Regions from separate parts of the Homo sapiens genome. Here region 1 is linked to region 2. Evidence: chromatin loops called from intact Hi-C (ENCODE). Cell type or tissue: psoas muscle. All regions are shown on one strand. Each heading gives the region's core, and the rest is flanking DNA. Links, peaks and the distances in the headings are about the cores only. Region 1 has its middle 63 kb from the start of LINC01956. Region 2 overlaps EN1 (engrailed homeobox 1).

Region 1 (8,330 bases), core at 122-8,121, 68 kb after region 2:
TAATCCCAGCACTTTGGGAGGCCAAGGCGGGTGAATTACGAGGTCAGGAGTTCAAGACCAGCCTGACCAACATGGTGAAACCCTGCTGTCTCTACTAAAAATACAAAAATTAGCCAGGCCTAGCGGCATGTGCCTATAATCCCAGGGACTCAGGAGGCTGAGGCAGGAGAATCACTTGAACTTGAGAGGCGGAGGTTGCAGTAAGCCGAGATGGTGCCATTGCACTCTAGCCTGGGCGACACAGCAAGACTCTGTCTCAAAAACAGACAAACAAACAAACAATATATATATGCTGATATTCACCTTTTATTGCTGGATTTCTCTATTTGGCTGCATGGGCCTCAATGGAAAAAGAAACATGTTTTAATAAAATATTCTCAATGTATGCTTACAAAAAAAAGAGAGAAAGAAATAAGATTATATTCTGAGGTACTGGGGACTCAAACATCTTTGTTGGGTGACACTGTTCAACTGATAATACCAATTAATACAAGCAAAACTTGCAGAGAAAGTCCCAAAGTCATGCCATATCCTCTCATACTCTTACAGCAGCTGACCTTTGGCCCCTAGAGGCTGACTCCCTATTAAGAGGTGATCTCTCAGAAGTTTCCTCCTTTGTTCTGCTGGACCCTGGATCAGGCAGTCGAGCCTGAATCCTCAGGTAGATTTAAATGGCCTCTTCAAATTAGACATCCTGGGTCTCATTTTTTTTATTAGTAAAATGGGAATAATGATGCTTATCCTGCTTATCTTACAAGGCTTCAAATAAGGATCAAATAAATACTCCATAGTAACAACTGATGCTCATAAAATGCTTTCTACTTAACCACAATTGCATCTTTTCCTGGTAAGTTTTGTAATTGTTTTTTTTATTTGGCATTCAGGTGCACAAAATTGGGTTGAGTGATTCATGGCAAACCACGGCAAACACAGTATTTTTCCATGCAGATTTCCTCTCATTTTATGTATTTGCTTCATTTTTTTTATGATCATTTCTCATTTTCTATCACCTATTAGTGGCTCCAGAGACTTCTGACGCTACAGACAATCTTTCTGTTTTTGGAATGAGACTCAACTACTTTCTGTCTCTTCATGGAGTTCCCACTGTTTCCGATGGATTCTGGGATCTTCTGCCTCTCTCTTTTGGGTTAGGTTCAGGGAGGGGCTTGTAGCTCAAGCCAGTTCAACATGTGGTCCAACACACAAAAAACTGTATATTACTAATACTAAATTAACTAAATATTACTAACATTTCTTCCTTATTTCTCAGATCCCAATAAATGAGGAAATTAGAGTGAAGAGAAAATAGGAGTAGGATTGTAAGGGGTAAAATTGGTGTGTAGAAGTATCTACTATAAATCCCGTGCCGTTTTTAGAGATCCTCTTGAGCTTCCTGGTAGCTAAAGCAAAAAGTAACCAAAACAAGCAATTAATTATGAAAATGAGCAGGTTGTTCCTTAAGCGAAGCCCACTTTCTTGGCCAAGAGGCCCAAGCCTTATAATCCCCAGTGATATTTGTCCACTAAACACAGCAACGATGGCATAGCATACATTTTAAAGCAGGCAAATTCCATTTTTACTTATTTCTTTTTATTTCATTATTTAAATGATGAATGTGATATTCAATATTACATGTCATTAGGGAATTGCAAATTAAAACAAAAATGGGATACCATTATACACCTATTTGGATGACTAGAATCCAAAACTCTGACACCACTAAATGATGACAAGAATGTGGAACAATAGGAATTCTATAGGAATTCTTATTCATTGCTAGTGGAAATGGCTGCAAAATGGTACAGCCTCTTTGAAAGGCAGTCTAGCCTTTTTTTTTTCTTTTTTAAACAAAACTAAACATACTCTTACCATATGACCCAGCAATTGCACTCTTTGGTATTTTCCCAAAAGAGTTGAAAGATTCCATCTATAGAAAAATCTGCACATGAATGTTTAGATTAATTTTATTCATAATTGCCAAAACCTGGAAGCAACTAAGATGTCCTTCAGCAGGTGAGTGGATAAATTAATGTGCTACCTGCAATAACAGAGTATTATTCAGCCATAAAAAGAAATGAGCAATCAGGCCACAAATAGACATGGAGGAACTTATTAATAAAATGCATATTGCTAAGTGAAAGAAGCCAATCTAAAAAAGCTACTTACTGTATGATTCCAGCTACAGTATATGACATTCTGGAAAAAGTAAAACTATGGAGATACTACAAAGATCAGTGGTTGCCAGGGGCTTGAGGGGAAAGAGGGAGGACTACGTGGAGCATTGGGGATTTTTAGGGCAGTGAAACTGTTCTGTATAGTTACTGTGATGATGGACACATGACATTACGCATTTGTCAAAACCCACAGATTGTACAACACAAAGAGTGAATGCTAATGTAAAGTATGGATTTTAGCTAATAATAATATATCAACGTTGGCTCATCAATCATAACAAATCGACTACACTCATAGAAGATGTCAGAAGAGAAAAGGAGTATATGAGAACTCTTTGTATTTTCCACTCAATTTTTTTTGTAAACCTTTTTAAAACTGCTCAAAAAACTACATTAATTAGATAAAAATAAGATGCATGTATCGGTGCTCCTGGAACTGCAAGACACGAGGGCATGGACTCAGCACCTTCAGGCAGGGCCGGTTTCCCTTTCTTGCCTTCGTTTCACAGAACCAAGGACCCTGTAAGGCTTGCAGGAAGGGCTTCCCGACCCAGCTGCAGTGCGGGAGCGAGGTTTCACGAGGACAGCAAGCCGGGGGTGGGGGACGCCAGCACAGAAAAAAGGCGCCCCCAGCACCCTATGCTCGGCGCCGCACACCGGTTTGCTTCCATGCAGGTCCCTTTAACAGCTTTTCATCTCGGGCTTAGTCACCCTCAGGTCAGTTTCTGTTACCTAAAAAATGGTAAAAGGTGCCACTTTCAGAGAAGTCACTCAAGGCAAACCTCTGCTTGTGTTGGCTAGTGTTCATTATAAGTTCCATTCCGTAAAATCGGTAAACGGAGACTCAGAGACCACATCCCACCGCAATAGGAGTCAGAGCGAGGATTCAGCCTGGCGCTAACCCGGCGTTCTCCGCTTCACGCTGCGCGCTCGGCTGGGTCCGGAGCCGGAGCCCTCGCCGCTCTCCGCCTTCCACCTCCCGGCCCTGGAAGCCCCGCCCCGCGACAGCTGTCGGCTCCGCCTTTCCCGGCCGGGTCCGCTACTGAGGCTTTCAGCCCCCTCCGCAAAGTCGAGTGGCTGGGAGCTGTGAGTTCACGTGTACTTTGCACCAGAACAATGAAAACGTAATAAAAAAAATTCTTTCTAGATGTTTCTTGAAAAAAAAAAAATCCTAAAGACCCATCTCCGAAAGTGTACAAGCAACAAGAACAGATGTTGTTTAACAGGCTTGTAGAACATTCCCATAAAGTTACAAACATATCTTTCAGAGGTTACTAAAGATAAACAGATACAAGTCACATTTTTTCAGTTCAAGAGACGACTTGCTGTTTGGAAGCCAAATAAAGATTCCGAATGTGAGATGCACCTGAAAAAGATTAGGAGATCAGATCGAGGATATTAAACTTAGGGCCAAGTCTAACATGCTCTCCTTGGATTGTGTATGTCTCAGCAAAACAAAACAAAAACGCAGCTTCCAGCTCCATGCAGGAGACTAGGGGCTGATGGGGACGTGGGGGACGTTTCTCCTCACCGCTTCTGTTTTCCCTTCTCTGGTGCAAGGTGGGCTAGAGTCAAGAGGACAGCTCTGCTCACTTCCACCCTCCTGGCTTCACTCAGCTAGCATTTGCTGAGCACTTCCTAAGTGCTGGACAATGACCAAGTGCCAGGTGCACAGATCTGAAAAGGAGAGCACAGTCCGATTAGAGGAGCAGATGCACAAACCCATACTTGAATATGTCAGCATCCTGCCTTGCTCAGTTGTACGGGCTCTAGATGCCCGACTGTTAGGGTTCAAATCTCAGCCCTGGCATTACTTGCTGTATGTCCTGGACAAGTTAATTTACTTCTCTGTGCCTTGTTTTATCCTCTATAAAATGGAGGTAAGAAAAGTACCTGCCTATATAATGTATTGCTCACCCCACCTTTTTTTTTTTTTTTTGAGACAGGGTCTGTCTCTGTTGCCCAGGCTGGAGTGCAGCAGCGTGATCATAGCTCACTGCAGCCTCGACCTCCTGGGCCCAAGCAATCCTGCCGCCTCAGCCACCTAAGTAGCTGGGACTACTGGCATATGCCTCCACACCTAGATAATTTACTTTTATTTCTTGTAGAAACAGGGTCTCACCATGTAGCCAGGCTGGTCTCAAACTCCTGGGCTCAAGCGATCTTCCCACCTTGGCCTCCCAAAGTGCTGGGATAAGAGGCATGAGCCACTGTGCTTGACCTGTATTGCCTGTTGTATAACAAATTACCCCAAACTTAGTGGTTGAGAATAACAAACATTTCTAAAGTCACAGTGTCCATGGGTCAAGGATATGGGTGTGGCTTATGGGTGATCTGTCAGGAAGATGCAATTAAAGTGCTGGAATTGCGGTCATCCCTGGGCTGGACTGGGGAAGGACCTGCTTTCAAGCTCACTCATGAGGCCATTGGTGGCCTCAGGTCCTTGCTGGCTATTGGCCAGAGACATCAGGTGCTCACCACGTAGGCCTATAGCGCTGCTCACAACTGACAGCCTCTCCCAGAGTGAGGCGCGCGCGCACGCGCGCGCGCGCGAGAGAGAGAGAGAGAGAGAGAGAGGGAAAGAGAGAGAGAGAAAGAGAGAGAGAGATTTAGGAGCCAGTTTTTTACTGTCTAATTTCAGATGTGACATCCCATCACTTCTGCCATTTTCTATTTGTTAGACCGAGTCACCAGGTGCAGCCTGCACTGAAGGGGAGGGGAACGCACAGGGGTGTGAACACTGGCAAGCAGGTCGCAGGGCCACCTAGACACCTGCCACTGTAGCTCATAGATTATCATGAGTGTCAAATGAGTTCACGTGCAAAAGAAGAACAGTTTCTCCTCATTCCCACTTCAAGGCTCTTATCACCACGTTGAGCTGCTCATATGATTAGAATGCTTCCTCCACCTCAAAACACACAGGCACATGTGCGCACACGGACACTGCCTGTCTTTCTATCCTTCTTTCTCTTGTTTCCTGTCTGTCTCCCTGCACTAGTTTGTAAGCTTCGGTGGTATGGATTTTTGTCTGTTGTCTCACACCTAGAAACAGTGCCTGGCACACAGCATTTTCTCTGATCAATAGTTACTAAATTGAACAATGGAGCTAACCTGTACCTCCACTGGGATAAGCAGTATTGGAATCATATGATCTCATGATTGCAACAGCGGTCCTATATTCCCATTTGCCTTTCCATTTCATCTCTGTAATGCACACTATCCTTTGTGTTGGACCATCTCCAGCATCTACAAGTGTTCCTGCATGTTGGTCAGAGCTCATGACCACACTTGGTTTCAGAACATTTCCTATTTTGTCTAGCTCAGTTCCTACCCTCTGCAGTAGAGCAGGGATATTTGGATGGCTTGGGGTCAGAAGGCTGATCTGATGTGGCACACAGGGACTGGCACTCATCATGTGAAAGGTGGCTGTATGCCTTCAGTCCTGGGACGCTGATCTGCTTAATTCTGCCTCATTAGAAAGGGGCCACCTGCTGGATTTGTTACTGAGCCTTTTGTGTTCTACCTTGGTGCTGTGGGAGAAGCTGAGTGGCCTGGAGAAGAGCTAGGGAGTGGGCTTATGGGTGAGTACCTGAGCCTGAGGCTGAACCTGGCTTTGACTTGCAATTCTTTCAGTAGGTGAGGGTTGCCAAAACTTTAATGTGATCCAGTTCACCTGGAAGATCTTATTAAAGTTCAGCTTTGGTTTTAATAGTGTGGGGTGGAGGTCTGGAATCTTGCCTTTCTGACAGCTGCCAGGCATTGTTAAGGTAGCTGGTTCTTGGACCACACTTTGAGTAGCAGCAAGGAATCAGGCAATGGGTTCTTCTTCAGTAGTTCTTCCATGCATAGATCTAAAAGAGTCAGGGTTTCCACACTTTTGTGTGGATCCCAGATGGGCAGGGAAGGAAAAGGAAGCCAAAAGATGCAGAATCCAATGCAACTGGAGGCAGGGAGTAGAAGTGTAGGAAGACAAGAAGGACCCTTAGATGAGGTATAATGAAAAGGAGCCCTTCGGGTGGGTCCACTCCAGAAGGCTGGAGAGCAGCAGTTTTAGGTTGACTGGAACAAGAGATTGGGGTCCAGGTAGCAAAGGGCTTTGAGTGCCAGGCCTTGGATTTGGTTATGCAGTCTGGGGTTTCCAAATTCAAATGCCTATAGGGGTCAATACGCGGCAATAAGGAGCAGTGGGGCCTGTGGCCAGCCATGTGTATTTGAAAGGTCAGTTCCTACTCAGCTCCAGCTGGTTCTTGGATTGTAGGTCATCTGTAACCAGATCTTCTAATTTCTGAAGCAAAGTCCCATATCTGGGATTTTATGTGATATATTCCAATTTTTAAAAGCTATCAAGCCAAACGTAACTTATTTGCAGCCATGTCTGGCTTGAGAACACCCAGTTATGACGTAGACTGAGGCAGAAAGCAACCAGTGAAGGTTTGGGACAGGAAGTTGTCTCCTGGAGGAAACCAGCTCATGGATGATGTTCATGGCTGTTGACAGCCTTGGTCAGGAGAAGCTGTGTTTCTGGATGCCATGCTTTTCTACCTGCGACCTCAAAGTCTTCTTAAGCAGCCATACATGTGGGGAAGAGGTGTTCTGAGGACCAAAGGAAGGTGTTCACCTGAAGTCCAGAGAAGCTTGGAGACAATCACCTGCTTTAAACACAAGAACTAAATGTGCTTCTGCCTCTTCTGTCTTGCCCCTGAGACTTGGCACCACGTCCTGGCCACGTCCAGAATTGTTAGAGGGCATGATACAACCTGGGGTTTTGTAGCAAAGTGAGGTCAGAGGAATGTTTGTTTAAATTTCAATGTCATCATTTTCTAGCTTGTTGACCATTAACAAGTCAGCTAATCTCTTTTGCTTCAGTTTTCCTTGTTTACAAAATAGCTGTTGGTAATTCTACCTATCCCAACTGAGATATCAAACGATACCTCATTTGATTACATTTGATTCTGAATCTATTACCTCAGTTGATAACAGTATGGATAATATAGATACTATATTATTCCTACATTTCTACTCCCTGCCTCCAATTACATTTATTGATAGTATCTATATTATCTCAGTTGAGAATCAACCCAGTTGAGAATCAACTGAGATAATATAGAGAAATATACCTTCCACCAAACAGGGCACATCAAGCCTTGTTTCTCTACTGAGATAATATAGAGAAACACCATAGGACCTTGTACAGACTAAATGCTCAGTTAATAATGTTTTTTATTATTATTATTACAGTTTGGAGGCAACAGAAGATGAGCTTTGGAATGGTTATTAGGGATCATTCAACCTCCATACCTTACAGAGAAGGAAACAGACTCAGAGCAGGTGGGCAACTTGCCCAAGGTCGCATGGTGAAGTCGAGTCAGCTGAAATCCACCACCTGCGCATCTGCTACGTCACATGCTTCTCCCTAGCGGTGACCGCATGGCCTGGCACATGGAATATTTGTAGAATGAATGAATGAACCAGCAATCATGGAAGAACCAGCTGTTCCTCTCATTTCTTCTTCATTGTTGTTAACATTGCACCCTTGATTCATTTAAAACACATGGGGACAAGGGGGGGTCATGTATATAGGATTCAGGGATTTTTGGATTTAGAAATGGTGAAGAATATACATAGTATTGGAGTTTATTATTGTTGTCTCTCCAGGAAACTTCCCCCCTTCCTCCCTTTTCTTCCTCCCTCTTTCCCTCCCTTCCTCCCTCTTTCCCCCTCTTCCCTCCTTCCCTCTCCTTCCTTTCCTCCCTCTCTCCCTTTCTTTTTTCCTCTCTCCCTCTTGTCTTCTCCCCAACCTTCCTTCCATTCCTACTTCTTCTTATCAACTTGCCAGTCATTCTTTGATTCAACCTGTTTTTTTTTAGGTATCTACTATACATCAGGTTCTCAGGCACTGTGCTAGACCCTGGGGATAAAAAGATTGAGCAAACCCATCTTGGCTAGTCCTTCCTGGAGCTTATTATCTAGCAAAGGAAACCCCTAATAATCACATAATCTCATTAATTCATCAACGTTTTGAAGGGCCCCATAGGGCTGCTATAGTGATGTAGGTGTGCGGCAGGGGTTGAGGGATAGTCAGGGGCTGTCAAGAAGGTTCTTCCTGAGGACATGGTGTTGGCGCTGACAGCTGATGGACAAGCAGGAGCTCACAGG
Region 2 (8,330 bases), core at 90-8,089:
TATTCTTAGGAAAAGTACATAGTCAGTGATTTTCTTTCCAGGGTGTTTAGATAAGGCAGGAAGGTGGGCCTAGTGATGTGTGTCTGAAATCCCACCAGCCTGATCGTCCGAAGGCCAGATTTGACCAGAGAAGGCCTTGTTCAGAAAAATTATATTCACTGTGTGTCCTTACAGACACAAACACCATCTCGATATTTTCTGCGGAGAGACCGTTTACATTGATAAACATGGGAAACACAGGAAGACAGGGAGGAAAGCGTCTGAAAGCCGTCCCTCTCCCCCGGCTGGGTAGCGAAAAGAGTCTGACCCGGGTGGGTAGAAACCAGGGAAAGGCAGTTGCCAAAAAGGTGGGTGCTGGCAGCCCCTGGTTTTCTGGAGCTGAAAAACAGTGGGAGAGGAGAGAAAACAGGTCAGGCTCAGGCCAGGAAGCGTGTCCAAGGGCATGAGAGCCAGTTTCCTCCGTAGCTTCTCCGCGGAACGGTTCCCGCATCCTCCCCGCGCGGCGCTTTCCTTTTTTCACCCGCACATCCAGCAGACTTCTGGCATCCGTAGGCCTGTTTTTCTCGGCTTTCCTTCCACCACTTTTCCGTGTGCCCCTCGCGCTTGGCGAACCCGAGGAGGAGACCTGAGCTGGGCTCCGGGAGAGAAGGCCAAGGCCTGCCTGACGCCCCGGCCCGCAGTGTCTGGGAGAGCGGCAGAAGCTTTGGCCCAAGATCAGCACTCCAGACACCCGGTCCGGCAGGGGGCCGGGAACAACGTAGCCACGCGCCGCTTTCCTCTGGCTGGTCTCTCGCCGCCCCACAGCTGCCGGCCGGGCGCGGATCGATGCGCACTATCAGCTCCCGCCATCTCGAGCCCCGTTATTGACACGTCGGGCTCCCTGAACCTCCGAAAAGCTGCTTTGATTGACTCGCCTGATGGATAGAGTGATTGAGCTGTCAGGCTGCACGGCTCGGGCTGGCCGGGAGACTAGGAACGATTTTATTACAAGAGTCCGTGCCTCTGCACACACATACAACAACACTTCAACATGTCCCGGATGCAGAACGGGCAGTGGGGCCTTTTTGGGGCTGTGTGCATTTCTTGGGCTATTTCTCCCCGCTCAGCTAATTACGAATCAAAACCCCAGTTCTGCTCTGGAGAGGGCCTTGGCTTTGTTCTTGGCCACTTTCCTTCTTATGGGCCTGGGTAGGTAGGGGACCAGCTCCTTCTCCTGCTTGGGCAGTTGGGGGAGGAGGGGATGAGCCTCGACCCAGATCTGAGTCGCTGCAGTATGCTAGGCCTGGACTCTTTGTCATAGGACAGCTGGTTACCCCAGCCTCCTGCCTGCCCCAGGAGTAGGCTGCCCAGCCTTCCTCTCTGTAGCTAGGTTTGGAGATGCCGGCAAAGATCCTTCTTTCCAGACAGTTTTAGAGATGAACAGGCCTGACAGGGACTTAACTTGGTTCAGCAAGCTACCATATCCAAGGCAGGACCCAGCAAGTAAATGCCAGAAGACTTGGGTGTGGAAGCAGGTGGGCAGAGGTGCAGGCTTTTGAGGCACACACCAACAGTTCAATCCTCTCCTGGTTTTCCCGCTTTCCCTCCCTCCTTTCTCAGTGGGCCCTCCTCCCAGACTAGTATTTGAGGGGAACTTCACCTTCCTAAGGAGGTTTCCTGTGGCCCCTTCCCATTCCTATCTGGTGGTCAAAGCACATTTTTTTTTTTCTGGATTGTCCCTGCTTCCCTCCCTCTCCTTTTTGCTCATAGGTGGGGGAAGGGGCTGCAGTCTCCTTGCAAATGTCATCAGTAGGCAGAGAAAGCCAATCCGGCTTGTTTTTGTTATTCAGGAGTTTTTAATCCTGAAATTGCATCAGTTGAAAGGGGAGATAAGGAAGACCCAGATAAGAGAGACCCTGCCCCACGCAGCCGGTTAGAGGAATGTGGAAGGCCCTCCCTTTCTTATTGGCACCATCCAAGGGGCAAGGCTGAAAACCCAGAGCCAGGGTCATGAGGATGGATCAGGGCCTTTTCTCCTTCAGAGAAGGGGTGGTCCCTGCATCCCTGAGACCCTAGAAAAGGCTTCCTTTAGGCCAAAGAGAAAGAAGGCGAGGAGGTGTGTGTGGGAGGGAGGGGTGCGGGGAGGGGGGCAGACACCAAATACTTTGGAGCTAAGCAGCCCTCTCCCAGCCGGCTCACTATCCCGTTGTTTTCTGAGGTCAATAGCTACAAGCAGATGGGGTCTTATTGTAGTTTCTCCTGTAGGTATGATTCTTGAGGAGGAGAGGAAGATTTGTTTGCAGGCTGGCGACTCCCCCAGGGCCTGCCCTCACTGCCCCAGTCCTATCTATTCCGGGGCGGTGAGGACAGCAGGCCCCTGACCCCCAACTCTGGGCTGGGCCATATGAGCTCCAAATATCTCCTCATCTTGGATTCCTGCCTTCTTGGCTTGGAAATGTTGTGATTTCGGTCTGTCCCTGACTGTCCTGTGAGAATTGGGGTGTGGGGTGCACCTACAACCTCAACCAGCTTTCCTTCACTGCTCCTTTGCCCTCCCAAAGGGAACCCGGGGACCCCAGTGGTCTGGTGAGGGGCACTTCGATCCAGGGATTGGCTGGCGGGAGGGAGCCAGGGGTTCAGCAGGGCCTCCGAGATCGCCCCGGAAGCGCGGGGCTCGCGGCCCAGCTCGGCAATGCTATTCTCACGGCTTCCTTTGCCCTCTCCCCCCTCCCTTCTGCCCTCGGTCCCCACCCCCACCCCACCCCGGCCCTCTCCGCCGCTGCAGGTCCGCGCACCAGGAAGCTGAAGAAGAAGAAGAACGAGAAGGAGGACAAGCGGCCGCGGACCGCGTTCACGGCCGAGCAGCTGCAGAGACTCAAGGCGGAGTTCCAGGCAAACCGCTACATCACGGAGCAGCGGCGGCAGACCCTGGCCCAGGAACTCAGCCTCAACGAGTCCCAGATCAAGATCTGGTTCCAGAACAAGCGCGCCAAGATCAAGAAAGCCACAGGCATCAAGAACGGCCTGGCGCTGCACCTCATGGCCCAGGGACTGTACAACCACTCCACCACCACGGTCCAGGACAAAGACGAGAGCGAGTAGCCGCCACAGGCCGGGGCCGCGCCCGCGCCCCCTCCCGGCACCGCCGCCGTCGTCTCCCGGCCCCTCGCTGGGGGAGAAAGCATCTGCTCCAAGGAGGGAGGGAGCGCAGGGAAAAGAGCGAGAGAGACAGAAAGAGAGCCTCAGAATGGACAATGACGTTGAAACGCAGCATTTTTGAAAAGGGAGAAAGACTCGGACAGGTGCTATCGAAAAATAAGATCCATTCTCTATTCCCAGTATAAGGGACGAAACTGCGAACTCCTTAAAGCTCTATCTAGCCAAACCGCTTACGACCTTGTATATATTTAATTTCAGGTAAGGAAAACACATACGTGTAGCGATCTCTATTTGCTGGACATTTTTATTAATCTCCTTTATTATTATTGTTATAATTATTATAATTATTATAATTATTTTATCCCCTCCCCCACCGCCTCGCTGCCCCCGCCCAGTTTCGTTTTCGTTGCCTTTTTCATTTGAATGTCATTGCTTCTCCGGTGCCTCCCGACCCGCATCGCCGGCCCTGGTTTCTCTGGGACTTTTCTTTGTGTGCGAGAGTGTGTTTCCTTTCGTGTCTGCCCACCTCTTCTCCCCCACCTCCCGGGTCCCTTCTGTCGGTCTGTCTGTTCTGCCCCCCTTTCGTTTTCCGGAGACTTGTTGAGAAATACGACCCCACAGACTGCGAGACTGAACCGCCGCTACAAGCCAAAGATTTTATTATGTTCAGAAACCTGTAGTCTGAAATAAAGTGTACACTGTGCTCACGAGCGCTGGCGGCTCTCCTGTTTGCGGGCTCGGGAAGGACGTGGGTCCGGGCACACAGCGCCCCAGCGCCCCTGCGCACGCCGGGCGGGGAGCCGGCCGGGCCTTGCGATCACCGCACAACGAATGCAGGGCGAAGGGGAAGCGCGACCCAGATTTGGGTTTAGCCTGGGTCTGAAGGGTCTGGCGGGACACGCCTGGTCTCCGATTGCGTTCAAGGGAACTCAAAGGCCGACAACCACAGTCCTGGCTTCGGAAACGCTGCCTGGGCTGCGGGGCAGCTCCCCGCACCGGTCCAGGCCCAGCCCAGTGGCGGCCTCCTCCTGTACAAACTGCTTTTCACTCCAACCTGCACTTTTCTTTTTCTTTCTTTCTTTTATTTCCCCTGGTGCAGGTTTTGCTGCAGATTTTTTTTATCCAGAGATAGAAGGGGGCCTGCCTTCCTCCCTCCCCGACAGCCCGCTTGGGCGAGGGGCACTTTGGCCTGGCCTCTTGGCCGCCTGGACTCACTGCACTTCGTTTGCGGGAGGGCTTCTGTTGGCGAAGCAGCAGGTCCGGGGGCGGCCTGCGGAGCCTCGCGGGGCTCGGATCTCCTGGGCCCGCAATGCCGGAGGAGAGGAGGCCCAAATGCTGGGAAAGCTGTTCGGAGTGGCTGCTTGGGCCTTGAACCCGAGGTGGGCGCACGTCTGCCGTATCTGGGCCCTAAACCAAAGAGGGTTCCCTTAGGCATCCCAACAAAGCCTAACTTTCTTCCTCACCAAGGGGGGCGCACATAGAAGCCCCCAGGGCCCTCAGGACACCCTGGGTTCCCAGAAGGAAATGTCTGGCCTCTTGCTGCTAACACTGGGGCCCATCCTTCCAGAGCAGGAGCTGCTCTCAGATCTTAAGAGGTTAAGGGGAGGAAGGGAAGTTTCCTTCTCAGGAGGTATTATCTTTGTCCAGGATTTTTTTAAATTGTAAATTCCACTCCCACATTTTTTCTCTCTTCGGCAATATGTATGTATATACCCACACGTGTGCAGCTAGACGGGCAGGTGCCCACACATACTTGTGTGCATATACAATAATGTGCAGATATTGGTGCACCTAAGTTCCTACCAGTTTTTTGTGTATTCCTGTACCCGTGAGTATTGTGCAACTGATTTTCTTCTCTAATTAGATACACAATTGGACGTTTGTGAGTTCACTGTGTGTACATGCATGAATTTGTGTTTGCACACTGGAATGTCTGCAGGTGTGTTTGCTGGGTTTGTTCATGTGTGAGATCCCTGTTCTCTGTGCTCTTCCCTTGAGTTTCTCAACTGTTTTTGTAGGATTGATTTTGTGCAAAATGATAATGGCTAGTTATTCCACCTTTTTTATTGAAAAATTTTCCCTGATTTGGCCCAATGTACTGTTTGCTCCTGGCCGGGGAACTAACAGGGCTAGATCTCAATCCCAGGAAGCCTAGGTCCCCTCCAAATCCCTACATAAGGGTTTGGCGGCTAGAGTGGAATTGGAGGGTGCATTTGACACTGCTGTGGGTTCCCAACTTTATTGCAATTAATTTCCTTCCTTCCATCTGCCCATTGTTTTCTGGAGGAGTAACTCTTGCATATAATAGGTGCTCAACCAATCTTTGTGGGCAGAGTTAGAAGCAGTGAGATGGGCCCTTCCCTGGGGTTGGTCTAGGGGAGTTGTTTTCTGGTAGTCAAAAGCCTGTGCTTTGCTTGCCTTGGGGAGTGGGCTTGGACTCTTCAAGCCTTCCAGGCTTTCCTGTTAAACAGTCTGAGGCCTGTGTCTTGGAGCACCCTTCTCCTAATACCTCTCAGAATTTCAGGAAGAGTCCCATTCCATTTCACCCTCCCAGCACATCAGATGTGATGTTAAGGATGCTCAACTCTATATATTGGAGAACCTTACTATTTTGAATGTCTAGGAATTGGCTACACTCCCTTCTCCCCTCCCTATTGTGGCCTCTTAGGATATTCAAGTCCCCCAAGACTACCAGGTCCAGAGGCTGGGACAGAGGTCGGTGTGAGCAGCAACTCTAGGAACCACCCCATTCCTCATGCTCCCCTTCCTCTATCCAAGAGATCAAAGTCAAGAGCTCTTTCCTTTAACCCAGCGAGAGGAGGAGAAGGTGGTCACCCATCCCCATGATTGTGTCAGTAAAGTGTATAGACGTGAATGTCATTATTATGTAATTTGCTTTCTTGCCCATTATCTCCTTTTATCTTCCAATCACTATGGGAAAATGGATTTTTCTTCATTGTTCAGTGAAAGAACATGAAGCTCTGAGAACTTAAACATTTTGTTTGTGCCTCCTCCTTGACTATGTATGTCTAAGTCGCATCGACCTCAAGGATCTGGCCAAGGCCCTGAAGCCATCATCCAGGATGACTTTCCCATCTTCTCTCCATTTTTCCTTCTTTCTGATTGGAGTAGAGGAGAGGGGAGGAGGATTCTGGTGGGACCTTTTTCTTGCACGCCCTTTTAAAAAAAGAAACTAATAATGATCATAAACGGGCATTGATTTCTCTGATTTATGGGGCTGGCTTAGTGAGCCACCTGTGTATTCAGGTCTGGGGCTGCAGTGAAATAAATACTTGAGCACGCCATCCCAACTGCCTCATTTTCTGCTTTTCCTTTTTTTTAAAGATTGAATTGAACCATAAACTTAAATCTTCCTCAGCCTAAAAGGAAATACATGCTAGCTGAGTCTAAACAGTATTGATCCCTGGTTCTTTCTGAGGGCAAAGGTCTCTGTTTTCTTGCTGGAAACTCTCTTTTCTTCAGTAGGGTTAGGGGGAAGGCCATGGATGGGGCTGAGGGAAGGAGGAAGGAAAGTGGAAGGAGAGGGTGTTGTGGTATTTGGGAATGTGGGGTTGCTTGGTGTGATTGCGTTGGTTCGTGTGTATTCGTGGGTTGTACTGTGTGTGGGCATTTGTATAGGGATGGTACTGAGTATATTTATTTAGGTTTGGGAGGTGGAAGTGTGTGCTTTGGGTATATGGCCTCTAGTAGTGACTGTTTGATGTCTGTGGGTGTGTGTATGTGTACCCAGTTCTTAAGCTCCCTAGATGGGGCTGCCCAGGGAACAGAGCAGTGACCTGCTAGCCTGTACCCTCCCAGGCCCCTACACCCATCTGTCACCTGTGGCAGGGTGTCTAGAGATAATACCATGGGGGAGGCCACTGTGCCCCAGGACACTCCAAGCCCCAACACACACAGTAGAAAAAAGGCCCCAAAAAGGGCCAAGCTACAAGGCAGGGGTGAGCTTTGGCTGTCTCCTGGAGGTCCAGGAGATGCAGGCCAGGGCCACACTGCACCCTGGATGAATGTGTCTGCCGCAGCTACTGTGGGATGGCCATCAATTCCTTCCATGGTCAGCCTGGTTTTTCCTTTGTGTGAATGAGACAGGCCGTTCTTCTGGCGATCTAGTCAACCCACTATCCTCTGCTTCCACCATACAGGGGAGCAGGGCAGAGAAGGGCAGAGAGGCATCCAGGTGTCCTCCCCAGCTTCACCTCAGAGCCTGGACCCTTTTAGTCTGGATGTCACAGTGGGTTCAAATGGAAGACTATGCTCATCCCCGTCTGTGGGAGGTGGCAGAGTATCTTCATCCCTCCTCACTCCCACCAGAAACCTCCATTGTCCTCTCTCACTTTGAACTCTGAGGAGAGGGTTTCTCTTCTTTGGCAACCTGTGGAAAGGGGAAGGGCTAGGGACTCTGCCAGCCTCCACGCCTCCCCAAATGCTTTAGGCCAGTCTTTTAATGCAATGTCAGTGTTGGAAGGGTCCTCAGAGATTCTTGAATTACAAAATCCTGAGAGAGAAAGTGCCCCAAGAGAAAGCACAAGGCAAATGAGAGGCAAAGTCCTCAGATTTCCTATCAGTCCAGGCCTCTCCTCACTGTGCCGTCAAGTGGGTAATGTCAACATGCATGCAGTCACAATGCACACATGTACACACTTCCACACATACAAATGCATAAGCATGCACACACCCATGTGGATACATATGCACACATGCAAAACATAGGCATGTATACAAATGTCAGTGGACCAATATACAGTGTGTTCACAGCAAGCACATGGACATTGCCTGTGTAGAAGGTTCTGGCACACAACTATACATGAGCCAGGAATACACATACTGGTGTCCAAGATGCACCTGCATGCCCCAGCTGGTGGGCTTCACCCCTAGCCAGGGGAGGGAAAAGACATTGTTTCCAGGGCTCAGGACAGACCTGTGTGCCCTCTCCTTTCTGTGGAAGCCACCAAAAGGAGAGGCAGCCCCTTCTCTCTCCCCTGGAGGCAGCTGGTCCAGTCCAGGTGCCTGTGCTCAGACACAGACCCAATGCTACAACCCTCTCCCACCAGCAAGTACACTCAGTGCTCTGCCAGCTGTAGCTCTTGGGACCGGAGCAGACCCAGGGCAAGAGGAGGTAAACATCCCAAACAGATTTCTCAGAGGCTTGGTAAGTCATGGGCCATTAAAATTTG

The links. Hi-C counts contacts between places; a loop is a spot of excess contacts. Peaks named below come from ENCODE experiments on the same cell type or tissue, not always from the same donor. Only the 100,000 strongest peaks of a DNase experiment are listed, where the experiment ranks them.
Region 1: it touches region 2 in a loop (2.8-fold over the local background); 12 of 110 quality-filtered maps call a loop at or near these places.

The regions. Positions count from the first base shown.
Region 1 is chr2:118,769,406-118,777,735 of GRCh38, reverse strand. No RefSeq gene overlaps it. Among named protein-coding and RNA genes, the nearest start is that of LINC01956, 63 kb to the left of the region's middle. RefSeq lists a silencer at 3,092-3,211. In psoas muscle, for the core only: no CTCF peak of the experiment used is centred there; a DNase peak (open chromatin) is centred at 3,155; H3K4me3 peaks cover 1,253 bases; H3K27me3 peaks cover 3,141 bases.
Region 2 is chr2:118,837,689-118,846,018 of GRCh38, reverse strand. It overlaps EN1 (engrailed homeobox 1), which reads left to right. Exons shown (of 2, transcript NM_001426.4): 2 at 2,765-3,848. The coding sequence ends at 3,081. Among named protein-coding and RNA genes, the nearest start is that of LINC01956, 5.7 kb to the right of the region's middle. RefSeq lists enhancers at 53-702, 703-1,352, 3,196-3,776 and a silencer at 492-786. In psoas muscle, for the core only: no CTCF peak of the experiment used is centred there; no DNase peak of the experiment used is centred there; H3K4me3 peaks cover 4,628 bases; H3K27ac peaks cover 4,235 bases; H3K27me3 peaks cover 5,645 bases.